Linked DNA regions of Mus musculus: region 2 is linked to region 1. A link is a loop called in an ENCODE intact Hi-C map of the cell type or tissue named here. Cell type or tissue: left cerebral cortex. All regions are shown on one strand.

Evidence for each region. Hi-C counts contacts between places; a loop is a spot of excess contacts. Peaks named below come from ENCODE experiments on the same cell type or tissue, not always from the same donor. Only the 100,000 strongest peaks of a DNase experiment are listed, where the experiment ranks them.
Region 2: a loop joins it to region 1, with 2.0 times the contacts of the local background. A loop is called at or near these places in 1 of 42 quality-filtered maps.

What each region holds. Positions count from the first base shown.
Region 1 is chrX:95,708,046-95,716,045 of GRCm38, reverse strand. It overlaps Zc3h12b (zinc finger CCCH-type containing 12B), which reads right to left and starts at 4,368. Exons shown (of 9, transcript NM_001034907.3): 1 at 3,900-4,368. In left cerebral cortex, CTCF peaks have their summits at 4,014 and 4,221; DNase peaks (open chromatin) are centred at 3,658, 4,051 and 4,373; H3K4me3 peaks cover 2,268 bases; H3K27ac peaks cover 892 bases.
Region 2 is chrX:95,931,259-95,939,258 of GRCm38, reverse strand. Las1l (LAS1-like (S. cerevisiae)) reads left to right here. Exons shown (of 13, transcript NM_152822.3): 12 at 1,737-1,887; 13 at 3,610-3,946. The coding sequence ends at 3,739. It also overlaps a transcript of Zc3h12b not described here. Among named protein-coding and RNA genes, the nearest start is that of Las1l, 22 kb to the left of the region's middle. In left cerebral cortex, no CTCF peak of the experiment used is centred here; no DNase peak of the experiment used is centred here.

The sequences.
Region 1 (8,000 bases):
CAGGAACTGATGCAGAGAGGTCATGAAGGAATGCTGCCTACTGGCTTGCTTCCCATTCTCGTTCAGCCTGCTTTCTCATAGCACTCAGAACTACCAGTATAGGGATGGTACCACCCACAATGGGCTGGGCCCTCCCATATCAATCTTCAATCAGGAAAATACACCACAGACCTCTCCACAAGCTCATCTGGTGGGGACATTTTTTCAATTGAGGTTCCCTCTTTAAAAACTACTCTAGATTGTGCCAAGTTGACAAAACCAAACTACTACAAAGAGGCAAAGTTCCAGAGAAGAAATCTCTACAAGATTCTCCAACTAGCCTGCCATTGGAGGTGCAAGCCTTTAAGCCCAGCATCTGAGAGGCAGAAGCATGAGGATCTAAGTTCCAGGCCAACATGGTCTACAGAGTGAGTTCCAGGACAGTCAGGGTTGCAGACTCTGTCTTGAAACACCTTCCCCAAAAGATACAACAACTAAAAATGCAGAAAATTAAAACCAGCATGGAAAAGACTTAAAACTATCAACACCATGATAAGAAGGAGAAGGAGGTAGAAAGAGGGGGGAGGAGGAGGAGGAGAAAATTCTTCCTAAACTATCAAAGGGACTTAGTTCTACAATAAACATTAAAGCAAGACTGCAAGCATGTATAGGAAAAGGTGGTTCTCTTTCCAAAGTAGAAAGCAAGTTAACCAATTTTGTGAGGAATTGCTTCCAGATGACTGACCAGGAAGATAAACAAGGTCTGCCATTGTAGAAGGTCTCCTTAAGAAAATGGTTTTAAAAGCTTGAAATAATCCATTTTACTTCATTTCTATAGCAATTGCTATCTGGCCTATCTGTTTTATAATACAAAATGACAACTTTCCCTACCACATTTGATAAATGATGTTCAGGTTCCATCACAAAATATGTGTTGTCTAAAATGGCTGTTTAATATTTAAAGATGGAACTTTACCCTTGGTTTCAAGTATGTGTGGTCTATTATGATAGGATGTAGTAATGGTGGTGGTCTGACAAATAAAAGACAGAAAATAAAATAAATAGTATTTTAATAATGAAAATACAGTTTTGCTGAATTCATATTGCATTTTTACAAATGCAATAAAATTTGCAAAAGAAATTAAGAGTAAATCAGTGATATCTTGTAATTGCTATGTGGTTTGTTATTTTTCTGCATGAAAATATTAATTTACAATAGCTGACCAAAACCTAGAGACTGTTAACATGTTAACCAATTTTTAATGTAGCAAAAAAATTAGAAATGCACTAAAATAAGTTTTACAAAGATTTCTGATTGAAGTTTAAACATATGTTACTTGCTAAATATTAACATACACATTAATATATTAGAACTTTGACCAGTATTAATTTCAAGACTATAATAATGCAGCCCTTCCCTTTATTGTACACAGTAGTATATAATAAACCAAGTTATATAACTAATCAATCAAAATTCATTTTGCTCATAGAATGTATCTGGAAATAACCTTTGGGGAATATTAATAATACAAGGTCGTGTTTATTGTACCAGTTTTATATAAAACACTTTGACTATAGCTGTGATTTACTATTCAGTGAAATATGTACATTTATAAAGTATGGGAACTTAATTATTTGTATCTTTTTAGAAAACATTCTTATGTGTGCCAAAATAGGATGATTATTTTAAAACTAACTTGTATAACATGTATATTATAAAGTAATTAGTATTTAATTTGTTATTAAATTAAAATATAGCATAGAAAAGTTTGCTCATGTCAAGAAAGTTAACTGCTATAAATAATCCTTTTCTCCTTTAGTTAATCTAATAAATTTATGATAAATGTTTCCTCCTTCCAACAAAGCCTACAATTTGAAGAAAAAGTGTCACTTTTCTATGAAGCCTTCTCAGGAAATCCCTAGACTTCAGTAATTTTCCTGTACTCTTATTTTTTTTTTCCTTAGCTCTTCTTCTGTACTTTTCTATGTTTTGATTAATATAGCCTATCTGTATGCTTCTCTCCCAATTGAAGTCCTCGAACTGTTTCAGTTGGCTTTTTAAATTTTTTCTATTACTGGTTACCAGCAACCAGATCCAGTGTCTCATGCTTCTAGATATTCTGCTTCAAGCAACACCAACAGACCCTGGAACCTGTGTCTAATCTACTCTTCTCCTTGCCTACCACAGTGATGTTCACTGAGTGAAAATCTAAAAAATGAAAACTTATTAAAAATCTCTGAAAATAAAATAAATAAAACCCAGCAAAAACAAACTTTATTCCAGAATTTAATGATCAAGTCCTTAACAGCACTTGCAAAACAAAATATCATTTTCCCATATGTTTATGACAGTTTGTGGGAATGCTAGGCTATGTGGTACTTACTTGACCATATTCATTATTGTCAAATTCTTTTCCTTTAGATGTAATAGTATTTCAAATAATTAGGAGTAAAATTCATCAAGACCTTTTGCAAACAGAAACGACCTCTAAGTTTGAAATCTAGGCTCCTGAAGCATGCCTGTCTGCCAATGCATAGCAGATAACTCACATCGAGGTAGAAAACTATTTTTTCCCCTAGTATTATACTTTAAACACAGGAACATCTCAAACACAAAAGCAATCCATATAAGACATTTTCCCTAAAACTATCAAGAAACTGGAAGTGTTAACAGATTCACTAGCCAAAGTTACCTAATCACACACAGCATCTATATACTTTTTAAAGTTCTCTAGCTTAAAAGAGGTAACCGAAAACTAAATTTAGCTTTTCCACCAATGTGCTTCTTTTTCTCCACTTCTTTTTAGATAAGAGACCTGAAATGGCTTAAAACTGTCAGGATGGAAGAGAGTGAAATAAAAGAACCCATCTTTTGTTGTCAGCCCACAGGAGTACCTTGCAATTAAAATTATACATCAATTCAAATTGAGTTCACGTTTGAAAAGGGTCAACTGGGAACTGTAAATTTTCACATCTGCTTTTAAAGTAACAGTCTCACACCTCAAAATAATTGTGAAAAACGCCTTGCAACTTTAGAACCTTATCTAATCATGGTATCCAAAGTCTCACTTTGGGTGTCTTGGGCCAAATGTTTTTGAGAGAAGTTGACTATTTTCAACTATACCTTATACTCTAATTTAAGAAGAACAAATAAGTCACAACTATCTTTATTTTTATTAAGAGTATCTAAGTTTCACCAACACATTTTTAAATGAAGACGTGAGTCATTTTTGATGAAGAATACTTTGTAAAATGTTTCCCCTATTGTCAATATTTTACTTTGTCCACTTCTCAAGTTTGGTGGTACTTTGGTTGTCAAATAGGACATGTCACTAGTTTTGTCTTATTATCACTATTATTTAACATAACTAATATCTGCCTAGCTTTACATGCTAAGAATCAGGGGCTAGGCATATGGCTTGCCTACTGCACATGAGTATAAACAATACTGCAAAGTAAGGTACCACTCAAGCTATCTGGTCAATTCTTTCGTCATGAAGCATCAGCAATGCGGAGGATGGGCTCTTGACAAGCCTCAGGTCAGGTCAGGCTGTCTCCCGTGATCAAGAGTCAGAGCCACAGTTAGAACAAGGAGTAAAATGTGAACAGGGCACTAGAAGAATCTGTTTCCAGACCAGAGACTAAGAAGGTGCACGACTGTACTTAGAATCATCAGCATCTAAGAAGCAACCCCAGGCCTTAATCACTGACACTATGTTTCTGGAAGCCAGGATTGAGATCACAAAGTGACGGCTTTCAAAAGGAAAACTAACTGGAAGAAATTACCCGCGAGCAGATGCAGGAAGGGTGTCAGAAGCTTCTGAATGAGAGTGCAGAGCTTCATTGGCCTGCTGGGGCCCCAGAGACCCTAAGACCAGAAAACAGCTTGAGCACCAGGAGACTGCGGTGCCACTACTCACCCCTACTCTCCTAAGGTCTTGTTGTCGCCTCGCACCATGCAGCCCCTGCGGAGGGGAAAACTTTCCCCCTCCCCCGCCGCTGAGGGTGGGATCCGCGGAAGAGAGGAGGCGGCGTCGCAGCTGTTCAAGCAGGGCCAGATAAGCGCCGGGTGCAAGAGAACCAGCCTGGCGCTTGTGCCCCTGGCGGCCACCAACTTCACCACCATCGACTTGGAGGGCCAGGAGGAAGCAAAGGCGGCAGGCCTTCGCCCAGCAGACCGAACTCTCCCGGAATACTAGGCCTGCGCTTCTGGCAGGACCGTCTGCCCCGGTCCTCTCAGCAACAGGACCCCCCAGGCTTAATTCCAATTGCTTTGGCCCCGCGACCACAGAACAGTGGCTGCTCCCTCTTGGGGCCGCGGTCGCAGCTGCATCCTCGTGCTCCTCTTCCTCTGGCGCTGCTGCCTACACACACAGCCCCGGCGCAGTTACCACCGCGGCGCCTGGATCGCCGTTTCTTAGCAACCGCGCGCATGCGCCCCACCCCCGCCAGGGACCACTGGAGCCGCGGTCTGATCTCGGACGAGTTTGGTTTGCGACCTAGAAAAAGTGAACAAAACCCCACTTCCTAGGCAGGCCCTAACGTCAGGGTAAAAGAATCGTGAGGAGAGGTCCAAGATGTTCTGAAATGGAGAGGCCTGGAGACTTAGGATGAGATCCTTGGATAGGCATGTGAACTATGGATGGTTTTCCTGCAGGCTTTTCTTGTACTTTACCAGAGTGATCTTTATAAAACTCCCAACTCTCACTTGCCTCTGGTCAGGAGAATGGAATTGCTGCCAAATTTGTATTTCTGTTCTTTTTCTAACCTCTCTAAATCTGTTTCTTCAACTGTAAATGAGAAACACAGTACTCTGAATACTTATAAGGATGAAGAGAAAAAGTACGTGAAGCACTTAACATACATAACCTACTGTGACACAGAGTAAGCATTCAATAAAAAAGGAGCTATTTGCAATGGCTCATCACTCTGTACAATACAAGACAAAGTGCCTGCTCTCTAGTTGAACATTCTAGCTTAATAAAGTCCTCCGAGAGTAGTCTGGTTTCATTCTAATTCCAGACCTTAGTCACCCAACTGTAGATAGGTTTTACACATTCTCAGATTGAAGTGTATAAAATGCCTACATACATTTTCTATTTTCATCTGGAAAAGAAATCTGTGTGAGCCCAGGAACTAATGAACATCCAGTGATCTTTCCAAAACTACTCATTAATGTTAAAAGACTAGTACTAAAAACTGACATTTAAACAATGGTTATACATAAAACATTTTGTGTCATTTTCTGCTGGCTATTGATCTTCTGAAAATCAGCCTTAACTTTTCTGTAATGTGTAATTATAAGACAAAAACATGTAATTAATTCTGAACATAATACAATGTATAAATAGTATGTGCATATTTACAGAATATACCCTACTGAATGATAATCTAATGAAATATACATTTTAGATACTATTTAAAAGCCTATGCCATGTAAAACCTTTGCAAAGCCCTAAAAATGTTAATAAGATATAATTTTCAAATGGACTATAAATTTAAAATGAAACTTTATGGCAACCAGAGAGCCAGTAAATATTTTAAAAACTGTATTTTCAGTGGTGTCTAAACACTAAATTGCCTTCCTTTGGTCACATGCTCTAGCTGCATCTATTGTATTGATAAAGAAGTAAGTCCTATCAACAAACAGAAGTGTCTATACACATTTGTAAAGAAAGAAGACTTTCTTATTGAATAAACACAAAAAAGTACATGCAGATGGTTGGCCTTCAAGTCACTGCAAATTTAAGATGAAATTTAAGATGGGATTTGAGGTAGATGTTTGCTTAACTAATTGACTTATTCTAAAAGAATAGTAAAACATCTCCAGAGTCACACCACACATACTCCTGATGGTTGCAGCTTAATATGAGGTTCTAAAGTAACTTTGAAGATACACATTTACAAGAGTAAATATGCCAGAGATGGGGAATTTGTAATACCTGCAGTCATTTATCAATAATTTCAATGTTAGAGAAAATATAAAGGGTCATTATGTCCATTAATGAGGTACTCTACAAAGCTAAGCAGTAATAGTCATCTTTCTTTTTTATTCACCTTTACAATTGCAAATCAATGACCCTTCTTCATATACAAACCCTGTGTTGACACAGTAGATGTACAAAGTGACTAAGAAGAAATTCCTCATAAACATATACATTTATGCTAGAGGTAACACTGCTCTACATGTTAACAGATGAATAGAAGATTGTCAAAAGACATAATTCCATGCAAACTAAAAGGTATGTGAAAGTGAAACTAAAGGATGTGGACTGTGAAAAGCAGGAGAGTGTTTTAATTAGTTTTCTAATGGTGTGATAAAACACCATAACATAACCAAAACAAATTTATGGGGGAGGAGTTTATTTTGGGCATTCAGTTCCTGGGGTTTAGAATCTATGGTGGTAGGGAAGCATGACAGCAAACTGCAGGTGTGGCTGCTAGCGGAGCAGTCTGAGAGGTCACATGTTGAACCACAGTCATGAAGCAGAGAAAGTGTAAGTGCCATAGAGTCTTTTAATTTTTCAATGCTCGCCTCCAGTGACATACTTCCTCCATAAAGATTACACCTCCTAAATTTCCATAAACAGCATCACCATACACAAACATACAGGAACATTCTCACTCAAACCGCCATAGAGGTTTTGACTTAAATATATTCTGTCTATATTATGATCAGAACAGAATAATTGTGTAATAGAGTTGAGTACAGACAAGCTAGATTTGAAACAGATTGTGCAATGTCTGTGTGCCATATTAAAGATTTTGGGAAAAATTCTCTATCTGAGGGATAATTATAGTTTTAAAGAAAAAATCCTGCTACTCATTTAAAAACGGTAAAATGCAACAACAAAAGAGAAATTATTCAAGAAAGACTACTGCAGTAGAGGATTGCAGTAGGGCAGAGATATGGGCTCAATTCTGACGTGAGCAACTGAGGCTATATGACCAAGAAGCAAGACAGAGGTGAGTGACTGGAAAATGACTAAGATCAAACACCAAGACTATGAGGATTCTTGTTAGAGTTCCTCAACAGAGCTTTTCAAGAAGACCAGAATGATAAGATATCAAAGGCAAATCTTACCAGATATTCAGGGTCAATCTCATTGTGTACATGATTTCATTTTGATAGGTGAGGTGAAGGGTCTCCAAAACTGGGGTAGTTCCTGGAATTCCAACCATTTGAGCCCTGTGTTTGTAATAGTTCATCACATCTGTTGATTGTTTTTATTCCAGCTCTTCTGAGGAAACTCACTCTGACCTTTGGACCCAAATTTATGTCCCCAAATATTTAGTTTCCTTTTCCAGTGTCACGGAAGTCTCTGCCCAAGAAAATGTCCTTAGCTGTCATTCTAAACCTTAACCATTCTTCACTGTAAATGTGTGACTTTATTAGCTTCCTTTCAAACTCACTACCAAATTTAATTCTTTAGCTTTAAAAAACAATGAAACTCGCAGGAATTCTTTTTCCCTTATTTTTTAATTGAATTATTTATTTACTTTCTAAATGTCTCCCCCTTCCTAGTCCTCCCTCCCTTAGTTCTTCACCCCACCCCCACCCTTCCTCTGAGAGGGTGTTCCCCAACATGTCCACCCATCCCTACCTCACCCCACCAACATCTCTCTTCCCTGGAGCATCAGGTTTTCAGAGGATAAAGCAGTGCATCCTCTCCCAATGAGGCCAAATAAGGCAGTCCTTTGCTACACATATGCCAGGGACCTCAGACCAGCCCATGTATGCTCCTTTGTTGGTTGCTCAGTCTCTGGGAGCTCTGAGGGGTCCCAGTTAGTTGACACTGTTGTTCTTCCTGTGGGGTTGCAATCCTCAGCTCCTTCAGTCATGGGGATCCCCAACCTCAATCCACTGCTTGGCTATAAGAATCTGCCTGACTAATACAGAAGTGGATGCTCACAGGCATCCATTAGACAGAGCACAGGGTCCCCAATGAAGGAGCTAGAGAAACTACACAAGAAGCTGAAGGAGCTTGCAGCCTCTTAGGAGGAACAATAATATGAATTAC
Region 2 (8,000 bases), 220 kb before region 1:
GCATACTGTGTGTGTGTGTGTGTGTGTTTGTCCACACCTGATAGGGAAATTATGACTTAGTGACAAAAAAAAATCTCTTAGGGCAAGGAAGGCTGAAGTTGGGGTTTTTGTAAATAGCAAAAAAGAGAGGAATTGGTATGGGAACAGTTGTGTCTGTGGGGTGGGGTGGTAGATGTGGGTATAAGAGAAAAGTTGGGGCTGTGAAAAGAATCTCAAATAGGCCATAGTGTATATATTTTCTGAAGAGGAAGCAGAATCAACTAAAAACCATGAGATCCATGTGTGTGCCTCTCTTCCCTCCCTCTGTGCGTGCGTGCATGTGTACATGTATGATGACATTAAGATATCTGGGGTTTCCACCTATAAATAAGTTGTAGGAGGCAGGAAGTGGAGCAGGAGACATTCATTGGATGGAATGTGTGTGCTCTTCTGCATATCCTTGTGGGGTAGAATATGCGGTGTTCTTTCTGTGCATTTGGGGGACTGATAACCTTGTACAGAGTCTAGGGAGCATGTTACCTGAGTCAGTATCTTTCCTTAGGTATGTGTGTATGTATCTTTGGACAAGGCCACTAAGAAAGAATATGGCATTCAAACACATTATGGGGAGGGGGGTATAGCTGCATAAACAATTTCAGTCACTCAGAATCCTCGGTATTGGTGGGTATGGAGAAGGCATGCTGTAAGAATTCTGTGATTTCTATTAATTTATGCATTGCTACATATGAAGATGTCCATGTTTATGTGGCGATCTACCTAAGATGAATGAAAGAAGGAACAAATATGTCTAGCTATGTGTATGTGTATATAGTGTAAGTATCCAGGGTTAAGAGGTACAAAGTGCTAAGATGTACAAAGAGGTGTTTTTGAGAAGTGGTACCAGTGAGGACAGAGCCAGGGGATCTGCAGAAAGCCCATGCTGAATTAGCTAAGAGGGCTGGGTAGGTAGATGGGGGTGGGCCTGTGTACTAGTAGGAAAACCAGCTTATCAACCCACTTTTTTCTGTAAACATTATTTGATATTTTAAAATTAATCTTTTAAGTTTTCGTGAAAGTATACACTGTATGTTAAACATATTCCCACCATATCCCCTTATCCTCATTTCATAACTCCTCATTCATTAGTTCACCTCATTTCCCTTGATAGTTAAGATTTCTACATTAATGCCTAACACAGTACATATGCATCTTTATAAGATCTAGAAAGCATAAATGAGATAAAGCATGATATTTGCCTTTCTGAGACTTGGCAGACTTAATGATTTTCTGCAGCTGCATCCATTTTCTTTCTAAGAGCTGAAAAAAACCTTTGATTTTTATGTATATCACATTTTCATTAGTCACACCTCTGTTCTTGGATATCTATGTTGGTTCCATGACTTATCTACTATGAGTAATGCTGTATAAGGCACTGATGTGCAAATATTTGTGTGATGTGTTGATTATAGAGTCCTTTGGGTAAATACTCTTGAGTGGTCTACCTGGGTAGAAAGGTACTCTGAGTTTGGGGGTTTTTGTTTGTTTGTTTTGAGAAACCTGTATCCTGACTTCTACAGTGGCTGGGCTGGTTTACATTCCTATCAGCAGCGTATCAGAGTTCCCTTTCTATATCCTTACCAGCATTTATTTATTGTTATTGCTTTTCGTAATCTCTGCCATTCTGACTGAGGTAAGATGGAATCTGAGTGTAATTTTGAATGTGAGTATAATTTTGACTTTTCTCCTCTGTTCTACAGAAGATGTGCGATGGGGTACATTCCCTCTAGGCCGGCTACCAGGCCAGACTGAGGACCCAGCAGAGCTTATGCTGGATAATTATGACACCATGTATCTTTTGGACCAACCTGTAATAGAGCACCGGCTAGAACCCCAGAAGTCCAAAAGTAGGTGAGTACCTGTGGCAGTGGGATTTCTCACCTCTTTGATTGCTACCTTCTGAATAAGAAACAAAGTGGGGAAAATAAGCCAGTGCCTCTTAGAATTTCTTTACCCTAGTGTAGAGAGGTGATGAAGTCGCCACACAGATGATTTGACATCCCTTCCAGGTTGAGAGCAGTTTGTGTGCAAGTGTGTGCGTGCCCTGGTCTGTAGGCCATTGGAATTGAGAGTCCGTTCCTGTTCTGCTTGCTTATTCCCTAGAGATGACCTGAACTCCCTTGTACACGAACCTTCTGGGAGAAGGCTTTAGAAGCCAAGTGTCCTCGACTCAGGTGAATAAAGGACGTAGCTGTGGAAGCCAGTTACAAGTAGAATTGTATTGCAGGATATTTGATCACACTGTTAATCCTGAGATTGTATTGAGAAAACTGTTTCTAGTTGTGGTACGGCTCAGCCATTAGCACACACCTTTAACCCTTCATAAAGACAAACTGAGCCAGAGAATGAGAAGGATCCAGAAGATTGGAACAGATTGCTAGAGTTAGTTTGAGGCCACGCAGAGGAATTCAGGAGAGGTCTAGAGAGAAGCCAGATTGAATCAGTCAGCATGGAGAGGAGTTTTGAGCCAGAACAGCTGAGTTGACCAGCCAGCCAGAGCTCAGAAAGCCCTAGAAAGGGGGAGCTGATTTAGCAGTAAGTCTCAGAGGCCGAAAACATCCCAGGCCTAGCTAAGATTGTTTCGAGGCTGGAAGCTTCTAGGACTAGGCCTAGATTAGCAGATGGAGGCAGTAAACCTCAGAGATTACAATTACCTCAGGTGAATAAGTTACTGTTCCAAGATTTCATTGTTAGAGGCTCCATTCTCTTCCAGCTAACCTGACCATAGCTTGGCCCAGTGAGTGCCCGGATATAAAGGGGAAGTGTTGCTGGTAGAGCGGGTGACTTGTCGCAGCTTGTCAGCCCTCTGCCGTTAGTAGTTGACAGATGAAATGCCCACCCTTAATTCTTTTCTCAGCCTCACCCTTGACTTGGCTATGTGACTTTGGGCAAATAATTTCTTACTCAACTCTGGATCTCCGTTTCCTTGTTTGTGAAGTTATGGGTGATGGGAATGGGTGGGACTAGAGTGCTTCTAAGCATTTTTCCACTACAGTAGTATAACTATACATCTGCCTGAGTGAGTGAACATCTAGTTGGAAAGTCCTTTGACCTACAGGAAGCAGGGACATGAGTGTATTTGAGTCAGGTTAGAGACAGAGGGTACTTCAAGCAGTCTTAAAATATGGAGTGGGGTTGGGACATCTTATCTCTATATCCCAAGCCTCACCTTGAGCTGTTAACTAGTTATTAGATGTGGGAGGGATCCAGCCAAGTCTTCTTTGGGCCCCTAAGCTCTAGGCCTTGGAAAGAGGCCCTGCTGAGGCAGCCTCTTTATTTTCGTGGGTAGGACTTTCTAGAGGCCCCGCTCTACAAGCCTAGTTTCTATACTGCAGTTCTGCATAATGCTTCATTTTAGTTCCACCCTTCAAGGTTTGAGGGGGGGCAGGCTGGGGGCAGAGCCACACCCTGGTTCTCATCTGAAATCACTTGTTAGAGTAGCTCCTGGCTCTTCTTTATAAAGACAGGCGGGAGGTTGGCCCTTCCCACAGGCACATACATGCCAAGTTCCCTTAGCTCCTGCAGAGTTTAGAGCTGTCCCTGTCCCTGACCAACTGCCCATTCTCTCTGCAGCACTCTGAGCCTATGTTGTGGTGGCAGCAATACCAACTCTAGCAGTAGCAGCAGCAGCGGCAACATGGAGGGCCTTCTCTGGAACCAAGGACAAATGCATGGGCTCAAAGCTGGCCTGCAGCTCTTCTGATGGCTGTCCTGATGCCAGTGTCCATGTAGCTCTGCCATTGGCACAGCTCAGTCCAGAATCCACCCATGGTACAGACTGGACAACCTGAGAGACAGATCAGCCTTATTAATTCAGCTTTTTACCACAATGGAAATCTGAATGATTTTTCCCCCGTTTTCTGTTGTGTTTTGAAAAATAATAAACAGATTTTTGTCATGGTGTTTGTGAGATGAGGGATGTGTAAGTTGGGGTAAGGCAGTGTAATTCTTCCTTTACTATGTGGCTATTCTAAAGATGGTGAGATGGTAACAAGGCTCTTGAGTAGAAGTTGGATCCTGAGACCTTTGAAGTATACCAATTCTGATTCTCTCCTAGCTAGACTGTAGGTATATCTTCTGCCTGGCTCCTTAAACTTATTTCAGTATCCCGCTCCCCTGTAATGTGGGCAAGCCAACGTAAAGGCATCAGGGCCCAGAGAAGAGGCATAGCTGGCTGTCGAGCCTGGTGAACACCTGAGGCTTGGGGCTGTGTGAGGACGGGAGCTAGGGAGAGGGAGGAATATCCAGTTATTAGTGAGCAAGAAACTGGAATTGAAAGCTAAAATATGTCACACTTTGTCATTCTCTGTCCTTTGGCCTAGAAAAGACACAATATATTCCTGCAGTGGGCTTTGGAGCTTTAAGAACTACCTTAGTGATGTCAGAATTCCATGAATCCATCAGCACAACAGACTCTTCCCATGTAGCCAAGCAGGTGTTGACAAAGCAAGCTGTGCATTGTGTTAGACAAAGGATTTTTCCCAGTGCTTCTCTTCCCACGATGAGAAAGGTTTGCTGGCATATTGGAGAGTTGAGGCTGGAAAGATTCTCAATGAACTTCTAGATTAAACCGGGAGAAGGAACTTGGAAATATGAGGATTCATATATTGTGGTCTGGTGGGATGGTGCCAGTAAGCTTTCAGTTCTAGTCTACCTGAGAGGAGTTCTTTACTGCATGTTTGGGGAACTTAGATGAGACTGCTTTTTAAAGATTAGTTTTTCCACTAGAAAACACTTTTGAAAATAATAGTTCTGGTATGGTAGCCCCTACATCCACCCCCACGCGCAATATATGTACACTTTTTACCTATTTTTTCCAGATTTCCTTACCCCTAATCTAGTCCCCAACTATTTTTTTTGAGATCGTTTCCCTGTGTAACTGAGCTCTTGGCTGTCCTGCATTCACTCTGTAGACCAGACTGGCCTCCAACTCAGATTTTTCTGGCGCTAAGTCCTGGGATTAATGTCGTGCACCACCACTGCCTGGATTAGTCGCCTGCTTTTTAAGTGCATGGAGATACTGAGACAGACAAATGAGAGGTAACTGACCTGGGGCCAAAAAGCAGTTGCTAGGTTGGTAGATCAGTATTTTCTTGAACATCATCTGGGTTCATATTAGAAGTGCAACTAATTAGACACTCCTGACATGAATCAAAAAGGTTGGGAATAGGTCACAATGTATGGTTTTGACATAGATGTTATGCTGATCTGTATGGATACATCACTTGTCAATTAAAAAGCCTATGGCCTATGGCTTATGGTTTAGGCAGGAAGTGGAAGGTGGAACATCTGGGAGGAGAAAGGATTCTGGGTTAGAGCCAGGCTCAGGAAGATCTGCCTGGGCAAGTGTGAGGAGAGGGACATAAGGTACCTGAGCATGGTAAGCAGTCGTGTGGTAGAATGTAGGTTAAAACAGGGCCATTTTAGTTACAGTCTAGTAAGAGAAGAGCCTAGCTATATGGCCAAGATATTTGTAAATATATTTTGAGTTTGAATCTTATTTCTGGGAATGTGGGGTTGGGAGGAAAAAACAGAACTATAACTTCAACAAGATGTGATTATTTTGTTACAAGGTGGAGTTTGGGATGCTGAAAGACACAGGTTCCAGGCATACTCCAGTACTTAACTGAAACAACCTTGCCATAATCTGCAGGATATTTACCTCATATGTAACAGGAGAGATTAGAAAATGGCTTTTCAGGATCTGGGAAAATGGCTCAGTAGATAAGAGTGCTTGAGGACCTGAGTTTGAATCCCCAGTGCCTGCATAAGAGTCCAGGCACGGCTGTATCCCAGCACTGGAGGCAATGGCAGACAGCTGCATTCTAAGAGCTGTCTGGGCAGACCGCTTAGCCAAAATGCTGAGACTCCAGTTTAGTAGGATATCTTGTCTCAGGGCAATAAGGTGAAGAGCAATAATGGAAAACCCTTGAGGTTTCCTGGCCCCGACATGTGCACACACAGGTGGGTGCATACTCTCACACGTGCATGCACCATATACTTTATAAACACACACACACACACACACACAATGCTTTCTGGGAAAAAAGAAAAACAAAAACATTGGAATCCCACACTGGGTGCTATTGCCTAAGAATGTGGAACAGTGCCTGATACATGACAGGTCCTCAATAAATATTTAGGGAATGAACTGTTTTTCTGAAACATGCCATATTTTATATATGTGGCTATATACAAATATATATGTATATACAAATATATATGTAAAATATAATTTTATATAAGTGGCTATATACAAATCTTGTCTCAAAAGGAAAGAAAACCAAGTGAATTTTCCAAGCACATCTATAGTCCCAGCTGCTCTTGGAAGGCAAAATCAGAACTGAGAGGTCATGGCTGTATACAGACTTTGTGTGTGTGTGTGCGCGCACGTGCATGTGATGTTCAAAGCCAGTCTAGAGTACATAGCATGGCTTTTCCTCATCAAAAAGCTAAGGGTTGAAGATGTACTTCAGTGGTAGAACGCTTACCTAGCATTTGTAAGACTTTGAGTTTGATCCATAAAACCACAAGGAACGCACAAAAATTAGAAGACTTTGGTAAAGTTCAGGTGAACTCTGGGATGGGGGCTGGGGATCTGTTTCCCCACTGTTTATTTAACCAGGTAACTCCAAAGGATATATGCTTAGTATTTCAGGAACGAATTGGAATGTGCATGTCTGTGTGTACAATTACTTGTTGCTGATGTTCTTAAAGAAAGAGCCATCAGTGATTAGTAGACAAAGTTTATGCAATAAATGGGTTTACAGTTCATTGTTGTCAACAACACAGCATTTTCATCACAATTATAGGTGAAACAAATAAAAACCTCATGAAGTCATAAGTACATTCATGCGAGTGAGAATATTGTATAAAGCATTGCACATGCATTATAGAGGCGGACAAAACGGGAAGGGTTATATTTTCACTCACCTCAGGTTGGCTCTGTGTATTTTGTCATTGAGACTTACATTATGTTTGGGTCAAACAAGGAACCCAAAGTGGTTTTATAAAAAGTTTACAACCATTAAACAATACTGTTTAATCCCACAAATGGATAAAACAAATTACTATAGCTCAATGATACACAAACCAGGACTAAAAAATAGTCAATCTGCCTATGTGTATAGCTAGCTATAATACAATAGATATCAAATATGCTGAGTCTTCACAGAGGCGTTGACTACTTTAGACAAGCGAGTTCTAGAAATACACTGCTTTCAAAGGAAAACTAACACTAGTGCCATTTTGGTTGCACATTATGCACTCCTCAGTTTCGTACCTGAAGAGAAGCATATGAGGAGGTGGAAGAAAAGGGGTAGGAGGAGACCTGAGCGGGGCTCTTTGGACAGCTTGGCATTACTTTCCCTGTGCAAATCCAAACCTGATTTACAGAGCAAAACAAACTCTATTGGAATTGTTGGCCCTCCAAAAGGGCACTTGTACAAACTCGCACACTTAAGAGCACAGATAGAATGTTAACTGAGAGCCTCTTCACAACGAACTGTTCCACGTTAGAGGGAAACTGTAACAAATATTAATAGATATTAATGATTGAATTGTTTTATAAAGGTCATATATTCCGAGATTTAAAAAAAAAGTGGGGGGCGGAGGATTGTGAAGAAGTAGTCTCTTAGAAACTAGAAAGGGTTTGAGAGAATAAGAAAGGGAGAGAAAAATCATGCCATATGCTTCATTGATTAGAAGAAAAGTTTTACAGACCATTTCCATACAGCATCTGCCATGCTCCCTTCCATAGCCGGTACCTTAAGTGAGTTCAATAGTTCCTTTGAAAGGCTCCTCTTTCTTTGAGCTGTCCTATAGAAAAGGTGCTCTGCATTGACCATGCCCTGCCAGAGTCACATTTCTCCTTTAGGTGGGAATGAAAACAACAACAATAAGAAGGTCACAACAAGAAAACAAAAATCAGAAAATACAAAGTCTAAGGCCTGGACAGGCACAGA